Regions from separate parts of the Homo sapiens genome. Here region 2 is linked to region 1. The links are chromatin contacts, found by Hi-C in ENCODE. All regions are on one chromosome and are shown on one strand. Each heading gives the region's core, a stretch centred on a gene start or an enhancer-like site at or near the end of the contact. The rest is flanking DNA. Distances are from core to core; before and after follow the strand shown. Region 1 has its middle 36 kb from the start of VSIG4. Region 2 holds the start of HEPH (hephaestin).

What was found. A loop is a pair of places that touch in the nucleus more often than their neighbours do. Pooled maps may share reads with other maps.
Region 2: a loop to region 1 is called in a pooled map, with 2.2 times the contacts of the local background. The contact joins the promoter of HEPH here to the enhancer-like site in region 1. A Hi-C loop is called at or near these places in 1 of 50 pooled maps.

The regions. Positions count from the first base shown.
Region 1 is chrX:66,073,417-66,078,933 of GRCh38, forward strand. It overlaps the pseudogene EIF4BP9. Among named protein-coding and RNA genes, the nearest start is that of VSIG4, 36 kb to the left of the region's middle. Within about 2 kb of position 1,660, at least 8 of the 41 ENCODE cell types and tissues checked have a DNase peak (open chromatin) inside an H3K27ac peak, as active enhancers do.
Region 2 is chrX:66,161,212-66,166,938 of GRCh38, forward strand. It overlaps HEPH (hephaestin), which reads left to right and starts at 3,036. Exons shown (of 21, transcript NM_001367233.3): 1 at 3,036-3,259.

The sequences.
Region 1 (5,517 bases), core at 410-2,909:
TCTGATCTATAAAAGGGGTCAAAGCATCAGGAGCAGGCAGGGTGTGAGAACCAAAAGGCAAGAAACTGATTTGCTTGAGAAAAGCAGAGATTCTTCCTTTCACAGCTCTCCATGGCTGAGAGAGAGAATGCCCAAGAGATCATCTCTGTGACTTAGAGACTGCTTTTTGGGAGGTTAAGAGTCGCATGAAGAACTTAAGATGATGACAAGAGCCTAAATTTTTAAAGTTTCAAGGTTTCAACAGAACGTAGATATATTTGAACTTTCAAAAAGCAGAGTGTTTAGAAAGGGAAAACCAGGACACACAAAACATTGGGAATTACTATGACTCCCAAGTGCTTCTGGCTCCAGGAAATAACCATTCATGTGTTTGCTGGAGGTCACACAATTTTTCCCTATTACCTGGTGCAAAATGACTCATCACCTCCCAAAAGCTTCTTTTCAAACCACGATTTTCCCATTTATTTTGGTCGAATGCAGTCCTATTCGTTATGGCCTATAGACTCACTCCCAACTCCTGGGTGGTAAAAAAAAAAAAAAAAAAAAAAAAAAAAATGAGGGAATTCCCCCTAGGCTGGCCTCCAAAGTCAGGATTAAATAGGAGGAGCTGCTGGCAGCCTGCTGGAGACTAAAACAACTTGAGGCTAAATCTACCTTTCCAAGAGTGGAAAATTTATTCAGATAATGTTTGAGAATTCATATATGCCACAATAGGATAGAAACGAAACAGTAGAAATCTCACACTTTCCCTTATACCTCCCTCCTCTACTGCCCAATCAGACTCCAAATGTTATATCACTGTCTTTACCATTTCTGCTAAATTGAGGCCCCTAGGCACTAATCACACTGGCAACTGCATGGTGACATAATGCACCACAACTTTTCCACTAAAAATCTCTAGTCTCTTTCTCTCTGGCTATATTGGTGATTCTCCAGTTACTTCAGTACTTTAAAGGCTGCAGCAGCATGAATAAGAATTTCCTTTAAAAAAAATTAGGTAAGAAAGGTCTCCAGGAGATGGTGAGTTTTATTTTGTCTTGTCTGGATAGAGGTTTGATTTGCTCTCGAATGTTCCAGGGTGGAGAGAAACTAGGAGAAAGCACAGGATGTTGAGGTCTCTGTGGCTTAATCTTCTCCCTCATTTTCATCTTCACCATCAATGGAGAGAGCAGCATACTTCCTTGCAGAACTGAACTTGGAAGCTGGATTTTCCTCAGGTTTCTTTGGCTCAGGTGCAGATCTGGAGTCTTTATCCTTTTTGTCATCTTTCCTATCTGACTCCTTCCAGTGGTCTTTGTTCCCTCCCTCTCCTGGACCATGGCTAGAGTTCCCAGTTTGGCCTTTTGGGATATTCATCCCATCTCCTTCATTTTCGTCTTTCCTTGCTAGTCCTTACTCAGATGGTTGAGCTGGAGCTACTTTACCCCACCAATTGTAGGGGATTGCTGCTCTGTGTCTGAGCTCTGAGATTGAGCAGGAGGGTTAGAACTTCACTTCACCCAACCATTCTCCTTTGGTGGAGGGGCTGGCATTACCTTTAGGGACTGATCAGGTTTGGGAGGTTTAGAAGTTGGAGAGTGACAGTCTTCCTCCTTATTGAGTGTTTCATTTTCTAGTGACTTCTCACTCACTCTCCTTCGTGCATTTCTGCCGGATGTGGCGGAGGTCCCAGTCTGCAATGACTCACTTCCTGTCCTCAACTGTTCCCGTTCCTGAGTTTCTTCACTTTGTCAGCTTGGGTGTCTCTCCCGAGGCCGTCGTTCTAGTTTTGGCTCATCCAGCTGAAGCTGCAACTTCTCGTGTTCCTTCTGTAGCTGTTCTTCTACTTCTCTTTCTCTAGCAGCTGTGTCAACGGGCTTTGCCCCTCCAAAGACAGAAGCATCTCTACTGGACTGGGAGGTACTAGCAGTGGAATCATCTCCTTAGGAGCACTCCGAGGCTTTAGATTCAGTTTGGGTCTTTGGGAGGGACCTCTATCATCACCCATATAATCATCCCGAGAGTAATCATCTCTGGAGCTCCATGACCGATCATCCTGTCTGTCTTATTGGTCTTCATAGCCAGTCCCGCCTCCTCTATAGTCATCATCCCTGTGGCACCCACTGCCAAATGCCCTTCTGCCACTGCCTATCCGGGAATCATAGCGTCTATCATAGTCTCTGCTGCCTTGGTCATCATAGCGATCCCGGCTGCCACATCAATCCATATCCCAGTGTGGGCCATCCCAATACCCATCCTGATACCCATCGTGATACCGGTCTGAATCATAACTATCTCGATACTTGTCTCCAAAGCTATCATCACTTCTTAGTCATCAAAGCTGTCTGTGGCAGGACGAGCCCTCCAGTCTGTATCTGTTTTGTCAGAATCCCGATTTCTATCATGGCCAAAAGAACGATCCTCCCTGTCTTTCCCCTGTGCTTGATCAGCAACGTCCACTTGAATTTTCCTGTTACCTAGAGACTCTTCATTGAGACTCATGGAACTGAGCAGGAAATCTAGGTCCTCAATTTCAGCATAATCAAAACCTTTCAACCTCTCTGGATTGCTGGGTTTACGTGACAAACGCACTGCACTGATATTTAATCCTCGAAAGAGTTCCTTAATTGACTCTTCTGTCATATCATAGGATAGGTTCCCTAGAAAAGCAGTGTAGGGTGGTGATTTGGGAAGACGGTCGATATTGGGTTCCCGAGCAGCCCGTGGAGCAGTGGGAAGGATGGAACGGTCAATTGGAGGCACCCTATACACTTCATCATCATTACTGTGCCAAGTTGTTGAAACATCTCCTTCCAGGTCATCTGTTTCATCAGCCCAGGGTACTGGTTTGGAAACATAGGTGCTTCCTCCACCAATCCTCCCATCCTCAGCCAGAAAGTATGTTAGGGAGAGTCTTCTCCTTCTTCTTCTTTTTTGCTGAGGCCACCATGTTGGGAGAGGGAAAGAGTTTTGGGTGTGTTTCTCAGGAAGCTTTTCTCACTGGGGTTGGGCAATAAATGAGGGTCAGTAGCAGGGAATAACACAAATATAAAATGATAAAGCATGTAAACAGACAAATGTAAGCACTGCTGATGAAGGTGAAATTCAGGCAGACTCCCTTCCTCCACATGGTACTCAAGGTTTTCATGGGTAGAGATTTGCTGACAATAGTGACTTTGTGGCTCCAATTTAGTAGTATTTCTGCTGAAGCACCCACAACCTCCTAGTTTCGGGAAATGAAGACTTTTTTTTTCTTCCTATAGTTTTGTGCCAAGCAAGAGGTTTCACCCTACTTACAGAGTTAATTTCAGATATAAGATGGGGAGGGGGGGATTTTACACTACCAATGCCTGGCTTTCATTTTTAGAAGATCGCAAAAGAACAAATACCAAATATATTGTCAAAGAGTGCATCTGTGGTATATGAGAACCAATGATAATACGTGGGAGTGCAAGTACAGGGAAAATGTTTCCTTAATTATGTTTTGTTCCCCTCACTATAATATTATATTATACTTTGGACTAAGAAGAACCCTTCCCTTCCCTTTTTCTCTTCCCTTCCCTTTTTCCCTTCCTTCCCTTCCCTTCTTTCCTTCCCTTCTTCCCTTTCCTTCCCTTCTTCCCTTCCCTTCCCTTCTTCCCTTCCCTTCCCTTCCCTTCTTCCCTTCCCTTCCCTTCTTCCCTTCCCTTCCCTTCTTCCCTTCCCTTCTTCCCTTCCCTTCTTCCCTTCCCTCCCCTTCTTTTCCCTTCTTCCCTTCCCTCCCCTCCTTCCCTTCCATTCTTCCCTTCCCTTCCCTCCTTCCCTTCCCTCCTTCCCCTCCCTCCTTCCCTTCCCTCCTTCCCTCCCCTCCTTCCCTTCCCTCCTTCCCTTCTCTCCTTCTCTCCCCTCCCCTCCCCTCCCCTTCCCTTCCCTTCCCAATAGGGTCTCACTCTGTCATCCAGGCTGGAGTGCAGTGGCACAATCACAGCTCACTGCAGCCTTTACCTCCCTGGGCTCAAGCAATCCTCCCACCTCAGCCTCCTGGGTAGCTGGGACTACACATGCACACCACCATGACCAGCTAATTTTTGTGTTTTTAGTAGAGACAGCATTTTGTTATGCTCAGGCTGGTCTCAAACTCCTGAACTCAAGCAATCCTCCTGCCTTGGCCTCCCAAACTGCTGGGATAACAGGCATGAGCTACTGCACCTGGCCACAAGTAATTTTCTAACCTCAGAAGAATATGCCTGAAAATATACAGATTTCTTCAGAAACACAAATCATACATCAGACCTAAGACCCGGTATAAGATATTGATCATAATTTAGTTTTCTCCTAAAAAATGTCTGATTGGTTAAGGTTTCAAAGTAAACATTGAATCAATATTCAAATGTACAATCAGGGATGTATGATAGAATTATGCTACTTCTCAGCTAGATTTGAGGTTCACTAGCTATATACTTGGATTTCCAAATCCCAATCACCATCGTAAATAGTGTTTCTTGGTTTATCAGAAAGGAAAGTGAAAGAGTGTGCAGAGGTACCCTTCAAAGTCTCTGCAAGCTTCTGTTGATATATTCCTGCCTTTCTTCCACTCTATCCAAAGTGATTTCCAGATTATGAAAAAAATTACAAAGTAAGCATTCTCTTTAAAAACATGTGGAGAACCCCCTAGTTTAAAGAAGAAAGAGATTTTGTACCTGTTCATTATAACATTACATTGAGTATCTGGTTTGTCTTCAATCAAGATTGGAGCATTGACATGGAAAGGAGAAAACACCAACTCCAAAGAAATATTTATAGTTGCCTCTCCAAATAATTCCTGGATCATTAGTTCTTGGAAATCTGGTACCACTAAATCCAAACCAATGGCCAGTGAATCTTCACTCATAGGTACATCCTGAATTGATATTTTGGGGTATTTCCTGAGAAATAATCAACACAGGAAAATATTAATCCTACATGTTGCAAGAGCTCAAATTATATGGGCTGTAGCATATCTATTAGTTACATAATATCAACAGATGATTTGCAGTGTTTAGGTCAACTAACGAATAGTGTGCCCACAAATTCTCCTTTCATTTTATTTGAATATTATATAATACAACATCCAAACATTCTCACAGGACAACAATTCTATCACTTCAATTTAATGAAAAAAAAAGACATCACACCTGGAATAGCTATTACAAAAGAGACAGACAAGTGTTGGTGAGGATGTGAAAAAAATAGGAACCCCTATACGTTGCTGAAATAAATAAATGTGAAATGGTATATCCACTTTGGAAAATAGTTTAGCTATTTCTTAAAAAGTTAAGCATAATGTTTTCCACTCAATTCCAATTACTTCCAGCAATTCCATTTTTGGTATCTATGCAAAATAATTGCAAACACATTTCCACATAAAGATTTTCCTGTGAATGTTCATAGCAGCATCATTTATAATAGCAAAGAATTGGAAAATAACAGAAGTGTCCATTAACTGATTAATGTGTTAAGTGAAATGTAGTATATCTATATAATGAAATATTATTCAGCAATACAAAGAGTTGAAGTAAT
Region 2 (5,727 bases), core at 1,786-4,285, 89 kb after region 1:
ATATTGGTTGAATGAATAAACGAAAAGATGTTCTAGTGACAGAGTTTAACACATGAAGGACCCTTAAGGATATTCTGGTCTTACGGTTTTCCAATCTGTTTTTAGTGTCCTAGACATTTCTTACTGGTGCTCCAGACACAATCACATTGTCTAGGAAACCAGTCATACCCAGTGGACAGGTTCCTCTGTCTCTTCACCCTTGCCCATTTCTATCTCCTTCCCTGCCTTACCTAGAACAAATCACTTTCATCTTCCATAAGTAGTGGGTGTTTACTAAGATTCTGTTTGGGGAAAGGGTTCTGCTGCCAAAATTAATTTTGAGAAACCCAAATCTAGACCACCTTTTTCATGTTATAGGTGAAGAAACTGAGTGATAGAAAGGCAAAAAGACTTGTCCAGGGTCACTGTGTGCTCTTTAGTAGCATAACTAGAATGTGAAGCCAGGATTCTTGAAACATTCTTCTTTTTTGACACAAGTTAATACAGTTTGTGTCCTAACGAGGAAATAATTATTTAGATTTCAACAATTATTTAGAATTGAAAAATTAAAAATTATAACTCTAATTTTTGCCTTTACTATGTTCCAGTTATTGTGCTAAATAGTTAATACGTATAGCCTTATTTAAGTTCTTATAACAGTCTTATAAAATAGGTAATATTATTATCTCCATTTGAAAACTGAGGTTTAGGGGGATTAAATTACTTTAATCATAGAATCAGGAAATGGCAGAGTTGGGATTTCAGTTCAGAATATCTGATTTCAGTTTTCATGCTCTTAACAGTGATGCCATATTGCAAATGTCTATATTGAAAAAAAAGTCTATTTAGCCTGCTGCTTGTTTTGTAAATTAATTTTTATTGGCACAATGATATACCTTGAGAGCTACAAAGACAAATTTGTGTAGTTATGGCAAACAGAAACTGTATGCTCTGGAAATAAATGATTTAGTAGCTAGCCCTTTATAGAAAAAATCTGCCAACCTCTGGTCTGTAGACACCAACTTTAAAATGTTTTTCAAGTGACCTCCAGGAGAAGGAACCAGAAATGTACCCCGGATTTGCAGAAAAGGTGGGTGCTGTTTGTACTCTCAGTGAAATTGGTGAATGAATAATACAAACCTGGAAACCTGGCCTACCTGGCCTCCTGCAGTCTTCACTGTGTTGATTCAAGTCTATTATGACCTGTTCTTGTTGTCTTTCATGAGTCAGAGCAGAGGCCTTATCCCTTCCCCTCCCTGTCATAAATGCCTTAGAGCTTGGACTTGGATCTCAGCTTAATCAGTTTTGTCTCCACTTCCCCTTTCTTGCTTCAAGGTTCACATGTGTGCGAGGCAGATAATTCTAGGGGCTGCCATGGCTTGGCTAAGCTTCCCTTGACCACTGAGCATTTCTAAGGGAGTTGAGGCTGGTGGCTCCTCCTTCCTTCCTACTGGTGCTTCCACCTGCCTTGGTCTGAGTTGCAGTCCATGGGGCAGCGCCTAAGTGTCTGAGCACACTTAAGAATCTCTAGTGGTTTATGACCCAGACTTTGCCCTACCACCTCAGTCTTCTGAATGTTCTCTTCCCTGGACCCTGCTCCAGACACTTTAAATTCAGAAGAGGAAAATGTGCCCAGCCTGCCTGGAGAAAAGTGTCTGCTCCTAGCCAAGATCTCCTCATCACAAAGTAAGAATATCAGGTGGTGGAACCCCCATCATACCTGTCCCCTTCCTATACCTGGGTCTGTTGGGTAGATGCAGTCCTTTTTAGAGAGGCATAGTATTCTCAGACCTGTCGCCACAAATTGCTCCCCACTCATTCTTTCCCTATACTTTGTGTCTTTGAAACCTCTTTATCTTCTATGTTTAATATCTAGACTATACTTTCTTCATGGAATTCTAGATGTGTAAATTTACAGGGCTGGGAGGGTCCATATCTAGTTTAAGACCCTCATTGTAGAAATAGAAAGAGGCCCAGAGAAGAGAAGGGAGTGGGCCAAATCCACAAAATCCACATAGCTGATTACTCCTAGAGCAAGTGGGGCGAGAACCTTGGTCACTTGACTCAGGACAGTGACTTTTCACTCTTCTCTCTTTCCACCAGGAATGGGAATGACCTTTGACTTTAAACAAATCCAGACTCCAGTTTTACCCTGAATTGTTGGGGGAACATTTTGTTTTTTTTTTCTTTTTAGTATTTTCAATTCTTCCATGTCTTAGTTTTTAGGGTGTTGACCTGTGTTAATCCAGGCTATCTTCTAGCTATATCTGGTTTCCTCAGGTGGAAAATGTTAAATATAGTTAATATAAAATTTCACTCTAGAATCTGCTAGAAATGACGGAGGCAAAGTTAATGTATATATAAAAAAATCCACCAGTGACTGGTGGCCAGTAGGCTTTCAATAATTGTGAAGTCCCTTCTACCCCCTTGAAAGTACTGTGTTTCTCCCCTAAGCAGCACATTGTGTGTGGTGGTTTCATGGTTAAAAGTTTAGACAGACCCAGCAAATCTCTCTTCTCTTTTACTTCCTAAGTGTGTGACCTTGGACAAGTTACCTTCCCTCTCAGAGCTGAATTTTCCTCAGTTGTAAAATAGAGAGAATTAGAGTATTCATCTCACAGGATAATTGTGAGACTTAAATAAGAGAATGCATGTAAAATGGTTAACATAGGGCTTAGAATGTAGAAAAAAAGTCCTTTGTTTTATTGCCAATTTTATTTTTACTTATGACTAAGCAGCCATGACCTCAGAATAATAGTCAGGGCTGACAATTGTGCTTCAGAGCAAGAAGGGGAAGAGGTGGTGAGATGGAGGCTCTTTCAATTTCTACCTCATTTCTTAAATGGAGCTGTTGAAATCTACCCATGAGCTTTGGCTGGCCACACTGACAGTGTTCTCCTCTCAGCAAAGACCAATTAGCAAGTCCTGATAACAGAAGTACAACCCACCCCCTTGTAATTCCTCCTGAGATCCTAACCAGGATTTGTAAAACACCCGGATATGGGTAAAGAACCATCCCGGGTTTTGTATCAAACCAGGCCCCAGAGGAACAGGACATTCCAGTAGTTTTGTTTCTGGAAAAGAGGGCACCCAGCCCTTCCCCCTCCCTCATCCTCCCATCCCAGTAAACCCTGCCAAATTGGAATCCTGGACTTAATTTAGGAGAAAGGCCCTGTAACCAAGATACTGACTGAACATGGCTGGCGGACTCAGGCTGGGGTCTGCAGTGCAGCATTAATGGGCCGCTGACATGAATATGGAGTAGTTTTCTCTAGCAAAGGTAAGCTTTCTTTTCTCTCTTTTCAAACTCTACCTCACCTGCCTTCCTGTGCAAAAACGTTTATTTAGCTGGGTTTAAGGGAGTCCTGGCCACTAGGAGAAAAAGTCAGTGGCCAAAAAGTTGGAGGAGGTTTGGCTGATGTGCAGGAAAGTTAAAGGAGACAATAGGCTCCTTTTGTTCCTCTCGCCAAAATAGCCAGGACTACACTGGCTTGTCTGTTTCAGGGCCAATCCTGGAGCCATACAGAATAGTTCATTTTCCTGTCGAAATAGCTTGCTCATCTTCTGTTTCACAGGTTGAGGAATTTATTGAGGTGATGGATCTGAGGATTATGTAAGTGGGAACTCAGTTACTTAAAAATAACCATGTTTGGTTTCATATTTTGAGACCAGATTGGCACAGAGTAAGCCAATAAATGATAGCTTAACTAAGCTAAACATCTGAATTTGAGTAGTCTTAGTTTCTACATAGCAAAAATCTTTTAGAAATCATTGGTTCAAATTCTGGCTATTTTTAACAACTGGCTGCGTGACTTTGAGCAAATCCTTGCACCTCTCTGGTATCAGTTTTTTATACATCAAATGAGGGTGATTGAAAAAGATGGTTTCTAAAGGTTTCATGCATGTGTGAATCTATAACACGTTCAGTTTTTCATTACTCAGCATCTATTATATGACAAGCAATCCTTTTGCTAGGGACTCAAATATCCATGGTTTTATTTGGGCCTCAAGACAATCCTGTGAAAAAAATATCATCCCATTTTTTGGATGAGATGACTAAGGCTAAAATAATTTATTGAAAGGTCACATAGCTATCACAGACAAGAGATAGGATTTGAATCAAGGTCTTTAACTTCAAATCGGTATGTTTTCTATCACAGAGTTAAGAAAGCAGAGGACCAAAAGGTGAATTTTGATGGAGGGTTTATTAGGAAGGCTGCTGAGAGATTGAAGACAGGGCCCCAAAGATGGCTCAGCATTCCTTTATTCAGTTGAGTAATCCTTTGTTTAGGATGAGCCTGTCTAGCCCAAAGTAGTATAACTGAGAAAGGGAGATGGAGGGAGAGAAAAGAGCATTGTCGCAATAAAGGAACAGTTTGCAAATTCTAGGGAACACAGCAATGCAAATTGTTATGAATAATAGGGACCAGACCCAGGTGACACTGGGATGGCAGGAAGGTAAGGTAAAGGTAAGGGAGGCTTAACTTTATATTGGCTGATCTTCTCTCCAGGTTGGCACAAGGTTTCAGTATATCTTAACTAAACTATCCAAATAGCCTAGAATTTTTCTTTCTTTTTTCCTTCCTTTGAGTGCCTATTCCTTCTGCCTTCCTTTTTATTTTGTATTTTTTACTTTTTTCCAGGATTCTTTCTCAACTTACTTATTTCATTTCTCCTTTTATTTCTTCCTGTTCTTTTTCCTCATCAGTCTGGTTCTTCTCTATGGGCTTAGCTGAGAAAAAAAATATCCTTGCCCAAGTGAAAAGCTTACACAGGGCTTTCACATCTTTCATATTATTTGACCTTTATTACAAACTAATGAGGGGCCCAAAGTAGAGACAATCCTCATTTAAGACATGAGGAAACTGAGGCTCAGGAAGTTAGGGACTTGTTCAAGGTTATATAACCAATAAATGATGAATCCAGAGCTAGAACTTACTATTTTCTGGTGCCTGAACGCTTTCCACTGTACCATGAAATATCTAAGTGGTTATATTTTATTTTATTTATTTATTTTTTGAGACCCGTGTTTCACTCTTGTTGCCCAGGCTGGAGTGCAATGGTGCGATTTCGGCTCACCACAACCTCCGCCTCCCAGGTTCAAGCGATTCTCCTGCCTCAGCCTCCCGAGTAGCTGGGATTACAGGCATGCACCACCATGCCCAGCTAATTTTTTGTATTTTTAATAGAGATAGGGTTTCTCCATATTGGTCAGGCTGGTCTTGAACTCCCGATCTCAGGTGATCCACCCACCTCGGCCTCCCAAAGTGCTGGCATTACAGGCGTGAGCCACTGTGCCTGGCCTAACATCTAAGTGGTTATAAAGGATTTTATGGGTTTTTCATTTTTTCTGCTCTTTTAGTATATGATAAAACCAAATTAAACAGCAGCAATAACAATGACAAATTCAAATTTGAGGAGGATAGAAAGGATGTCAATAATTAGAAGGAAGAAAAATACTTATCAGGTGCCTACTAAGTCCCAGCTGCTGCAAAAATTTATCTTATTTAGATATAGAGTAAAACAGTACTTAAACCTAAGTTTGTCTGACTCAAAAGTTCTAGTTCTTTACATTATACCATGTTGTTTCCAAGAAGAGAGTTCAGCTTGGGCTGTGTGCATTTTCATACCTATGTTTATATTCCTGTATGCTTAGAATGTGTTACCATATATGGGAATTTATGAGTGTGCACATATTTATTGCTATTCATAAAATGGAAAATCTTTATGGCCCTGGCAAGTTTCATT